3 separate regions of the Homo sapiens genome follow, and all the other regions are linked to region 2. Evidence: chromatin contacts called from ENCODE Hi-C or POLR2A ChIA-PET data. All regions are on one chromosome and are shown on one strand. The core of a region is the stretch at or near the end of the contact, and the rest is flanking DNA. Distances in the headings are between cores, read along the strand shown.

Evidence for each region. A loop is a pair of places that touch in the nucleus more often than their neighbours do. ChIA-PET counts read pairs that join two places held with the same protein, here RNA polymerase II (POLR2A). Pooled maps may share reads with other maps.
Region 1: a loop to region 2 is called in a map of mammary epithelial cell, with 24 times the contacts of the local background. The contact joins the promoter of TUBGCP5 here to the promoter of UBE3A in region 2. A Hi-C loop is called at or near these places in 2 of 168 maps with a recorded cell type or tissue (CD8-positive, alpha-beta T cell and mammary epithelial cell), 13 of 37 single-sample maps with no recorded cell type and 13 of 50 pooled maps. POLR2A ChIA-PET finds 5 or more read pairs at or near these places in 1 of 52 experiments (CD4-positive, alpha-beta memory T cell).
Region 3: a loop to region 2 is called in a pooled map, with 12 times the contacts of the local background. The contact joins the promoter of OCA2 here to the promoter of UBE3A in region 2. A Hi-C loop is called at or near these places in 7 of 37 single-sample maps with no recorded cell type and 9 of 50 pooled maps.

Annotation. Positions count from the first base shown.
Region 1 is chr15:23,038,181-23,041,657 of GRCh38, forward strand. It overlaps TUBGCP5 (tubulin gamma complex component 5), which reads right to left and starts at 1,389. Exons shown (of 23, transcript NM_052903.6): 1 at 1,218-1,389. The coding sequence starts at 1,363.
Region 2 is chr15:25,436,935-25,440,694 of GRCh38, forward strand. UBE3A (ubiquitin protein ligase E3A) reads right to left here and starts at 2,090. Exons shown (of 13, transcript NM_130839.5): 1 at 1,555-2,090. RefSeq lists enhancers at 1,206-2,151, 2,152-3,097 and silencers at 1,235-1,654, 2,015-2,354.
Region 3 is chr15:28,097,799-28,101,567 of GRCh38, forward strand. OCA2 (OCA2 melanosomal transmembrane protein) reads right to left here and starts at 1,517. Exons shown (of 24, transcript NM_000275.3): 1 at 1,426-1,517. RefSeq lists an enhancer at 812-1,464.

The sequences.
Region 1 (3,477 bases), core at 139-2,638, 2.4 Mb before region 2:
AAATGTTTTCCATTTTTTAGTATCAAAGCGAGCAATCTGTACTTAAATAAAATTACACTACTGAAAAACACATGATTCTAGGCCAGTAAATGGGTGAATGGAACACCACTTTACCTATTATAATTTAGTTCCTGAAATCTGTGAATGAAAATAGTAACCTCCAACGTCTCTCCCAGCTCTAAAATGATGACAATCTGCCTACTGTCATTTAGAAATATTAGTAGAAAAATAACTTGGATTTCAGCATTTAAGTTTCTGTATTGTATAACCTATTTCACACATTGTTTATTTTTATAAGTTACACTTAAGAATTCAGTTTATTACTTCAGAAACTTGGCATGGTTTAAAAGAATCTGAAAGCCCCGTATTCCTATTATAAGCCAACTAGACACTTTATGGCTATGATCATTAAGGTAACTAAGATTACGGATTTTGAAAAACTGTTCATTATTCAAGAAGATTTTTACTGAAATTAAACAGGTAGAATATTAACATTAACATTTTTTTAGTAATAATTTCATTATGGGTAATGACTCTAAAAGTATTAATTTACATCTCCCATAAAGAAAAATAGGAGATCTCACTTTACGTAAATATCTAAATTCTGTAAGTCTTTAAAAATTAGTTACAAGAGAAACTGCATTAGAAATTGTATTAGGTGACTCAGCGTGCTACGTGCCAGGAGCTGTGCAGAGATGCAGCATTCTAGCTGGAGTGGAAGTGGAGGAGACAGTAATGACAGGTTAAATCAGTGTCATGACACGCGTTTTGGAAAAAGGAGAGCAGGGTGAGAGATCTTACACTGGGCTGACCAGGGAGCAGGAGTCAGTGAGAATACAATCTCTTTAATTTAAAAAAAAAAAAAATTATAAACATGGAGTTGCTACGTTGCCCAAGCTGGCCTGGAGTCCCGCCTGGGCCTCCCAGAGCGCTGGGGTTGCAGGCGCGCGCGCCGGCCGGCAAGAAACCCAGTTCACGCTTTCCCCGTGACGATCAGGACGCGTCCCGGGTAACACGCCCTGTGGTGCGCAGGGCACCGCGCCGAGAGCGCTGGCCGGCGGGGAGCAGGCGGTGGCAGGGCCTGCGAAGGCTCCCTGAGGCCGCGCCCGCCTCCGCCCCATGCCCTGCCCCAGCGCGCCCCGACCCCGGGCTGTGCGGGACCCACGCGCGGGCTCCGGGCTGTGGCCGGGAACCCGCCCGCGCGCCGTGCCCCACACCTGAAGTTGGACCAGGCGAAGTTTAGGGCGAGCTGGAAGTTGGGGTCTGCCTCGTCCTGGAGGCCGGCGACACCCCGGACGAGCTCCCGCACGTCGCGCTCCTGCTGCGCGTCCAACCGACTCCACGGTGGCCCGTGCCGCGCCATGTTCCGCGCTCCTGCAGCGCGCGTCTAACGAATTGGTGCCTGTCGCGCGAGAGCTCGGGCTCCTGCCGCAGTCGCCTCCGGAGCTGGCGGCATTCTCGCGAGAGTTCGCGCTCCCGCGCCGGGCGACTTCCAAGCCGACCGCTATTCTCGCGACAGTTCGAGCTCCGGCTGTGGAGGGTACTGCCTGGCGCTGTCCCGTGGTGGGGACTGGAGTGCGCATTTTCTGGTTGCCCGACGGTACGTTTTCTACTGTACTCAGAGTTAGCTGGTGTCATCGTGAATCAGATACATAAGGGTCTCTGGCCGGCCTCGGTGACAGTCAGTGATTTTGAGAGCAGCCCGTTAGGTGCCCGGTCAGCAAATGCATTGGGACCCGCCTTTCCAGGAACCCTGAACTGCTTACCTGCTGAACCCTCCCGGCCCTGCAGCTTCTCCCTCCAGTGATGGTCTCTGCGGATTTCCGTGCCCCATCCACACAACACAGTCACGCTACACACATCCATGCTACACAACCAGCATCAGCGAAGCAGCTGTCCCGACCCGCTAGTAGTGCCTGCTGGCCCTTGCCTCGCCTGTTCCTCAGGGGCGGCTTGGGGGACTTCATGACCCCACCTGGCCAGAGGTGCTGAGGGGGGGAACTTCATAAATGTCACCTGGCCAGAGGTGGTGGGGGAGATTTCATAACCCCACCTAGCCAGAGGTGCTGGGGGGACTTCATAACCACACCTAGCCAGAGGTGCCGGGAGGACTTCATAACCACACCTGGACAGAGGTGCTGGGGGGACATCATAACCTCACCTGCTCAGAGGTGCTAGGGGGTATCATAATCCCACCTGGCCAGAGGTGCTGTGGGGCCATCATAACCCAACCTGGCCAGAGGTGCTGGGGGGACATCTTAACCTCACCTGGCCAGAGGTGCTAGGGGGATATCATAATCCCACCTGGCCAGAGATTCTGGGGGGACATCATAACCCCAGCTGGCCGGAGGTGCCGGGGGGCGGGGGGAACTTCATAACCCCACCTGGCCAGAGGTGCTGGGGGGACATCATAACCTCACCTGGCCAGAGGTGCTAGGGGGTATCATAATCCCACCTGGCCAGAGATGCTGGGGGGCCATCATAACCCCACCTGGCCAGAGGTGCTGTGGGGCCATCATAACCCCACCTGGCCGGAGGTGCTGGGGGGCGGGGGGAACTTCGTAACCCCACCTGGCCAGAGGTGCTGGGGGTGACTTCATAAATGTCACCTGGCCAGAGGTGCTGGGGGGGATTTCATAACCCCACCTGACCAGGGGTGCTGGGGGGACATCATAACCTCACCTGGCCAGAGGTGCTGGGGGGTATCATAATCTGACCTGGCCAGAGATGCTGGGGGGACATCATAACCCCACCTGGCCAGAGGTGTTGTGGGGCCATCATAACCCCAGCTGGCCGGAGGTGCTGGGGGGCGGGGGGAACTTCTTAACCCCACCTGGCCAGAGGTGCTGGGGGTGACTTCATAAATGTCACCTGGCCAGAGGTGCTGGGGGGGATTTCATAACCCCACCTGGCCAGAGGTGCTGGGGGGACATCATAACCTCACCTGGCCAGAGGTGCTGGGGGGTATCATAATCCCACCTGGCCAGAGATGCTGGGGGGACATCATAACCCCACTTGGCCAGAGGTGCTGTGGGGCCATCATAACCCCAGCTGGCCGGAGGTGCTGGGGAGCGGGGGGAACTTCATAACCCCACCCGGCCAGAGGTGCTGGGGGTGACTTCATAAATGTCACCTGGCCAGAGGTGCTGGGGGGATTTCATAACCCAACCTGGCCAGAGGTGCTGGGGGGACATCTTAACCTCACCTGGCCAGAGGTGCTAGGGGGATATCATAATCCCACCTGGCCAGAGATGCTGGGGGGACATCATAACCCCACCTGGCCGGAGGTGCTGGGGGGCGGGGGGAACTTCATAACCCCACCTGGCCAGAGGTGCTGGTGGTGACTTCATAAATGTCACCTGGCCAGAGGTGCTGGGGGGGATTTCATAACCACAGCTGGCCATAGGTGCTGGGGGAGATTTCATAACCCCACCTGGCCAGAGGTGCTGGGGGGACTTCATAACCACACCTGGCCAG
Region 2 (3,760 bases), core at 840-3,339:
ATATTGACACAGTAAGACTAGCATAGTTTACATTCTAATTTTGTAAAGATTATAAGTTACCTCTTCATATTCTGTTCTTTTATTTCTCCTGTGTATATTATAAATACACAAAGATTGAAAATTATTTCTTGAAGCTATTTCCTTTTTTATTTTTTGGTCAACTGTATTAGTGTTTCTTAAAAGGGCTTCTGGTCATCCTTAGGGCTTATCAGTAGCATCATTAATAATGTATTCATTTCACTAAAAATGTGGTAAGTAGCTTGGATTTAAAAACAGGATCTAATTTCAAAGCTATTTCCACTATACACACCAAGTTACAACTTTCTTATCTCTCCTAAATTCTAAATTTTACATGATTTACCAAATCACTTCTTAAGTAAGAGTACTTATTGATCAGAAGTGTGAGACAAACACCTTATCCCACTTGTCCAATTTATTCAACAAGATTGATTGGGTACCTTTGTGTCTCTGACAGGTAACTTTCAACAGTTGTATTTCTTAAACTTTAGGTCGTCTCCCAAAAAAAACTGTAATAATTTGCTGCTTCTCTCAATATTGCAGGCAGTAAAATGATCCAAAATTACGGGTCATATCCACATTTCTTCATGATTGAGGTTAACTGTGCACTGTAAACCCCATATGCTATTAGTTTACATTTTCAACAGCACCCTCGCCACTTAATAATCTCAAACAGATTTTGGACTGTTACTAATTTAGCATATCCATAAAAAGTCATTTAAAAAATGTAGACGCTAAATTCTCTTTCAAGGTTGCCAAGCTTCACCAGTGTCTGTATTAAAATTATTTCTAAAATTTTACGGACTAAGGCATTTGGTACATTCAATTCTACCTTTACCAACAAAAGCCTTTACCACCAAGATGAGGAAAGCATCCTTTTCATTTTCTACACTGAAAAGGGGGGGGAAAAAAGGCCAACTGCTTGCATACAGGTCTGCATATAACACAGCAGTCTCTGGCAAAGCCAATAACTCACGTTCAACTTCAGAAATCCTGGTGGCCGGTAACACAGAGTAACCTGTGCGCACAACCCTTGGGCTTGACATACCACTTCATCCGCCCTCCCTTCCCATCAATCCACCCCCAAAACCCCAACCCACCAAGCACACGGCTAAATATGTCTTCCCCAAGAGAGCCAAAAACCTTGAAAACGCCGAGAAAGGGCTCCCCTTTGAAGGAAAGGGCCTGCCCTTCCCTGTCTGGGGCCCCGGCTGGCTCGAAGAGCCTGGCTCCTAGGAGGCCCAAATCTCGACGCCTCGCACGTCCCGCCCCGCCCCGGGCCCGCTCGCGTCCCCTCGGGCGACAAAACCCTCCCGCCGTCGCTCAGCCAGGACTGACAGTTACGGCTGCAGCAGCCGCGGCCACCAGGGGCCTACTTCTGGCACCAGCCCCTTCGGACCACGCGCCCCCAAACACTCGCCTCGGCGGCGGGGGGCGGGGAAGGGGGGTGTCGACCTCGCCACAGCGGGCCCCGAAGGCCGGCCGAGTGACGGAGGGGAGCCAGCGCCGCCTGGCGCAGGCCGCGGCAACACTGACCTGTCGTCGCCCCCGCGCCTGGGCTGCGGCGGCCGCCTCACTGGTCGTAGTCGCCCTCGCCCGCCGCCTCCGCCCGCCACCGCCTCGTTCTCTTTCGCTGCCGCCACCGCCGGGGCTCATGCGGGACCCGCGCTTCCTTATCCGGAAAACGAGGCCGGGAAAGGGAGCGCCGGGGCCGCCGAAATCCCGGCGTTCGTCGCCAGCCGCCGCTGCCTGTCCACACCGGGGGGCTGAGGGGCCCTCCTGCCAGGGGCTACAGGCCGCGAGCTATTCCGAGGAGGAGCCGAAGGAGGCGCCGCCGCCCGCAGCCGAGCGCGCCGGGTCGGCAGAGGTGAAGCGTAAGTAGGCGGCGGATGGCGGGCGCCCGCGCTGGCGGATGGCTACGCGGCGGAGGGGTGCGCGAGCGAGCGAAGCCTGGTGTGTCGGGTCCTGGCGAAGGGAAAAGGCCCCGTCGTCTCCTGTAGTCACCCCGAGCCCAGCGCCACCATCTTGGGAGACACACGGATCTCGCGGCCGCGGCGCAAGACGGGAGGACTGGCTGGGCGGGCCGAGTATCCCGGCAGGCAGCGCGCGCCGCCCGGCCGGGCGAGGGCTCCAGGCCGGGACGCGGGGACGTGGGGCGGGGCCAAGACGCGCGGGAGGGCGCCGCGCTCCGCCCCTCCTTCCTTCGCCGGCCCCGCCTCCCTCCCGCTTGCCGTCGCCGCCGGCGCACGGGCCATTGGGAAGAGGAGGTGGCCTGCGGCCCCTCGGAGTCCCACCAGGCTCGGTCGCCATCTTGCGACTGGACAGAAAGGGTAATCCCTCTTTTTAGTTTCTGCTGTCTGTGACCCGAAAGAATAAACCTGGGACTTCCGGAAGCCCTCTGGGCACCCCCCCCCCCAGGAGGGTTGCAGAGCCCCTTGGTGTACCCAGCAGAGGAACGCCTCAGACTTTGTTGGGAAACGAATGGCTCTGAAAGTTAGCTGAAGCCGCTGGAATAGCCCCCCAGCCCCGAGGCGGGGCAGGTGCCTGCCGTTATTGGCTTTTCGACCCCAACCCTTTTCTATCTGGAGCTGCCTTTGTAGATGTTGCAGGGGTGCCCCGAGAGTGCAGGCCAGATTTTAGAGGACCAAGGTCATCTACTTAGGCCTCTTGCCAACACAGGATGTGTCAACTAGTTTACCAGAGACGAAGGTAAAGTCCCGTCTCCTGCAGTTGTTGACGTTCAGTAGGTCGTCGGTTAAGAAAAGTGGCTCCCTGGTTGACCCCAGCTGGATAGAGGCTAATTTTGATCCATATGACAGCTGAACGTAGTTAAAGCCATTAAAATTAAATCCATTTAAAGTCATATTTGGTACCAGGGTCACCATTTTAAAAGGTGTGTGTGTGTATGTGTGTGTGTGTGTGTGTGTGTGTGTATAGCTTTACAACACTTGCTAGCAAAGCCAAAAGAGTATCACTAACAATTCATAGTGTTACAACTTGCAACTTTGTTGATAAGCCCTTGAAGTACTAGATGAGTACCCATGTCTAGTATTCAGATTTTTTATATCAACAGTCGTACATAGCAGTGTATCTTTTTTAAATTTATTTTTATTTTTAAACTTAGAAATGGTGTCTTGCTATGTTAGGCCCAGGCTGGTCTCGAGCTCCTGGCCTCAAGTGATCCTCCCACCTCGGCCTCCCAAAGTTTTGGGACTACAGGCATGAGCCACAGTGCTCGGCCAGCAGTGTAATTTTTAACTGTCAGTCTCGGAACATCTTTTTTGTATAGCCAAGTGTGTGGGTGTGTGTGTGTATCCGCCTCACAACTATAACCAACCATTGAAAAACCAACAATAAGCTAGAAGAATTTAAGTTATTCCAGGACAACTGATGATAATGATAGTATTAAGCCATATTCGATTTTAAGATGTTTTAACTCAGCTCTTTACTCACTTTTCATTTCCTCTCATTACACATCCACATTTGGAAACTATTTGCTGTTATATTTCATGGAAAGGACTAGTAAGAATTATAATCTTTAAAAAAATTTATCTTCGCAAGTTTTCAAAATAGGCAACAAAGAATGTAAATCTTTAAGGACTTTATTGTTGGACTAATTAAAGCATACCATTTCTACTATATCTAGCATATGGAGATACTTATAGGTATTCTTCCTTTTAAGTAGAAATTGACAATAAATTAAGTGTAATTTTATAATGGCCTGGTGTATCAAAGTGTGGCG
Region 3 (3,769 bases), core at 267-2,766, 2.7 Mb after region 2:
CCAGTGCTTCCCTGCCCCGGCCTGGCAACCACACTCAGTGGGAAGGCCTTGGCAGTGGCTTTCTTCAACTCCCCAGCTGCTCCCAACCCCCCAGCCACAGTGATCTTTCCAAAATGCATATGGCCTCAAACTCAAAATATTTCCTTGCTGCCTGCCACTCCAGCATAGAAACGGGGACCCAGGTGACACAGGTGTCATGCCGCTGGGTTTCCAGGGACAGCCAGGACCTCCCCATTCCTGGTATTCCTGATATCCTCAGATCTCAGCTGCTCCAGGGGCTGGAGGTTGCGTTCTTCTCATAAAACAAGAACAGTATAGGCATTTGCTTTTCATCAGTGTAATGAAACTTTAGGGACTTATGATCCTAAATCACATTACACCAATGTGAACTGCACTCAAATTGTTGTAAACTAAATTTGCAGAACAAGCAGTTTTTGTGCAATTCTTTGCAGTCTACTCAGCTCTTTCATCTCTGTGTTCAGGTTCAATCCTCATTAGTTCTTCTATGAGAGATAGTTATCCCCAGATGCGTTCAATGCTCAGCTCCTTGCCCTGGCAGGCCCCGTCCCAGGGTCCTGGATGGCAGATGCCATGCCCGCCCCGCGAAGCTCAGGCTCACCAAGCAAGCAAACCGCAGCTGGTTTAGGTAGACAGCAGCTGCCCACAACTGCTAACAGCCTCGGGTTTCTTTTCCTCAGAATCACTCACCCTAAATCTACACATTGTAGACTGTCACATTGGTCTAAGTAGTGCTCCTCAAAGTGCACTGCACATTAGAGTCACCTGGGGAGCTTCACCGCCGGGCCCCAGGCTCTGATTCGCCCAATGGGAAGGGAGCACCGGGCACTTGTCCTGAGCCCCTGGCCCCTGCCTGGTTCTGCAAACCCAGAGCGTCCACATACCAGGCTTCCTGTGCTTAACATTGTGTCCTTGAAAAGAGCTAGCTGCACTAATGCCCATTGATTTCACTGTGTGTGACCACAGTAAAGAGAAGCAGCTTTGAGGGATTTAGTGTTTTCACTCCAGTGCATTCCATTCTAAGGAAACGCCTGACCACGGCTCATGGCTAGGAGGCCCCGCAGTGCCAGATGCTGCCCTGGAGTTCAAGTGGAACATTTGCTGTCTGAACCTTTCCAAACTCCCCCCACCCATGACCTCATGGCCCACCAGGGGGCGACTTTTTCCTGGGTCGCCTGGCAGAGAGCCGGAGGGGGTGCTCAGGGGGCAGCTGCTGCAGGCCCAGGCGGACTCAGCCGCGCTAGGTCGGCTCCGTCGCACCCGTCTGTGCACACTAACCTTTAGGGGAACTTGCCTTGCTTCCTAAGCCGCGACTCAGCCGGGGCTGTGTAAACCCTCCCTGCCTGTTCCCAGGCTAGTCTGGCTCCTCGCCTCCTTCCTCCCGACCGCGGAGCACGTGCACTTTACCTGCGCACTTGCAGATCTTTCTCCAGGAGTGAGTTTAAGGTCCGCACCTCCGCTCTGGATGGTGAGCGGAGCACAGCCTTCGAAGTAAGAACTCAGAGGGAGCTCGGCGCTCCCGCAGCGGGTCCCCCACCCAGGCACGCCCCCGGCCCGGCCCCGCCCACAGCACTCCCCACTCGGCCCCGCCCACAGTGCGGCCACGCCCGTAGCACGCCCCTCCCGGCCACGCCCACAAAGCTGCCCACATGGCCCCGCCCACAGCTCGCCCGCTCCGCACCCCCGGCCCCTCAGCTCCCCAGCCCCCGGCGGCGCGGGCTGAGAGCAGCTCCGTCTAAGGCCACGCCGCCCCGGCGTCCCCGACAGCGCTCTCCGCGGGGATAGTTTCCAGCTTTACCTCTAAAGAGGCGGCCCAGGACTGCGGACAGGCTTTTCCCTATGAACAAGAACGGGGAAATGCTCAGTGAACATTCTGTTCCCTTCAGAGCTCTCCCAGCGGGCACTGAGAGGCCCTCCAGCTAGGACGCCAAGGTTACACTTGCCGACAGCCCCTCCTGCAGCACAGACACACACACGAGATACACAGACACACACAGATACACAGACACACACAGATACACACAGACACACACACAGATACAGAGATAGACACGATATACACAGACACAGATACACAGATACACATACACAGAGACACACACAGAGACACAGCAATACACAGACACACAGATACAGGACACAGATACACAGATGACACACAAGGACACATGCAGATACACAGACACACATACACAGATACACACAGACACATGCACAGATACACAGAGACACACACACAGGCACAGAGATACACACAGATACACAGATATACACACAGACACAGATACACAGACACACACAAATATATACAGATACTCAGACACAGATACACAGACACAGGTACAGACACACAGATACAGATACAGAGATACATACAGATACAGAGATACAGAGACACACACAGATACACACACGGACACACACAGAGATACACAGACACAGATATACACAGGCACACAGATACAGACACACAGATACACACATGCACAGATACACACAGATACAGAGATCTACACACAGAGATACACAGACACACAGATACGCAGACACAGAGATACACAGATACATAGACACATACAGACACACACACAGATACATGCACAGACACACACGCAGATACACATATACAGATATACAAACACAGATATACGCACAGACACACACAGATACACACACAGATACAGACACACACACAGATACACGCACAAACACATGGAGACAACACAGCTACAGACACACACACAGCTGCAGTGGCCAGGCCCTGCACAGGAATTGGCAGGAAGTAAGAGGCTCCATCCACAGTGTAACAGCAGAGCTGAAAGAGATCTCATGCCTTATAACAGAGCACATTGCACAGCCACAGGGTGGGCCAGGGGTTGCCCTGGTAGCAGGGACCGAGGATGTCCTCGGCATGGCAGGCTCCAGGACACTGAAGTTCCCAGCCAGGGCCCTGACAGCAGGAGAGCCCGAGATCTCTGAGACCACATTCACTGTCGCATGTGCAGACCCCTCAGTTCAGACCGCCGTGTGCGTTAGGTGTGGATATGGCTGGCAAGCAGCCTGCATGGTGACCCCCATCCTTGTGGGATGGCGGCTCCAGGGAGCCTGTGACCACCGATGCACCAGTTCCCGTCCCAGAAATACTGTCTCCTCCTCGCTCATCACTGCACCTGCTCCCCTCCCAGTGCCTCAGGGACACTGTTACAGGGCGGGAAGGGGCTGGGGCACAGAGCCCGGGGGAGGCTCCCTGAGTGGGCAGAAGGCTCTTGGTGTGCACGCAGATCTGTCGAAATGCGGGCTTTGAAACGCCAGCAGGACAGCTGCGGCCAAGCGTGTGGCTCTCTGTGCCTTGCAGGTCACAGTTGTTTTTGTGTAACTGCTGAATGTATGGGGAAGGAGCAACCCTACCCCAGCTCCAGGGATAGACCCTGAGTGGCCACAGTAATGGAGGAAACCCAACTTCCATGCCAGGGACTGGCTCGGGTGAGCCAAATCTATGTGTCCCAGCCCTGGCGGCAGCTGAGGGGTGACAAAGCCCCCCCGCGAGCCGACAGGCACCCACACCCAGCACAGCCACATGCTCACTGTCTCTGGGCTTCTTAGCTGCCGTCAATCAGTCCCCTTGGTTGATTGACCCTCAGGGCCAGATGGGGTTTCCTTTCCTGGTGGCTGAGAGTGAGTGTTGCCTGCAGATGCATCAATGGAAGCCTGTGTGTGACTCGAACAGCCAAACTTGCCTTCAAGGGGCACC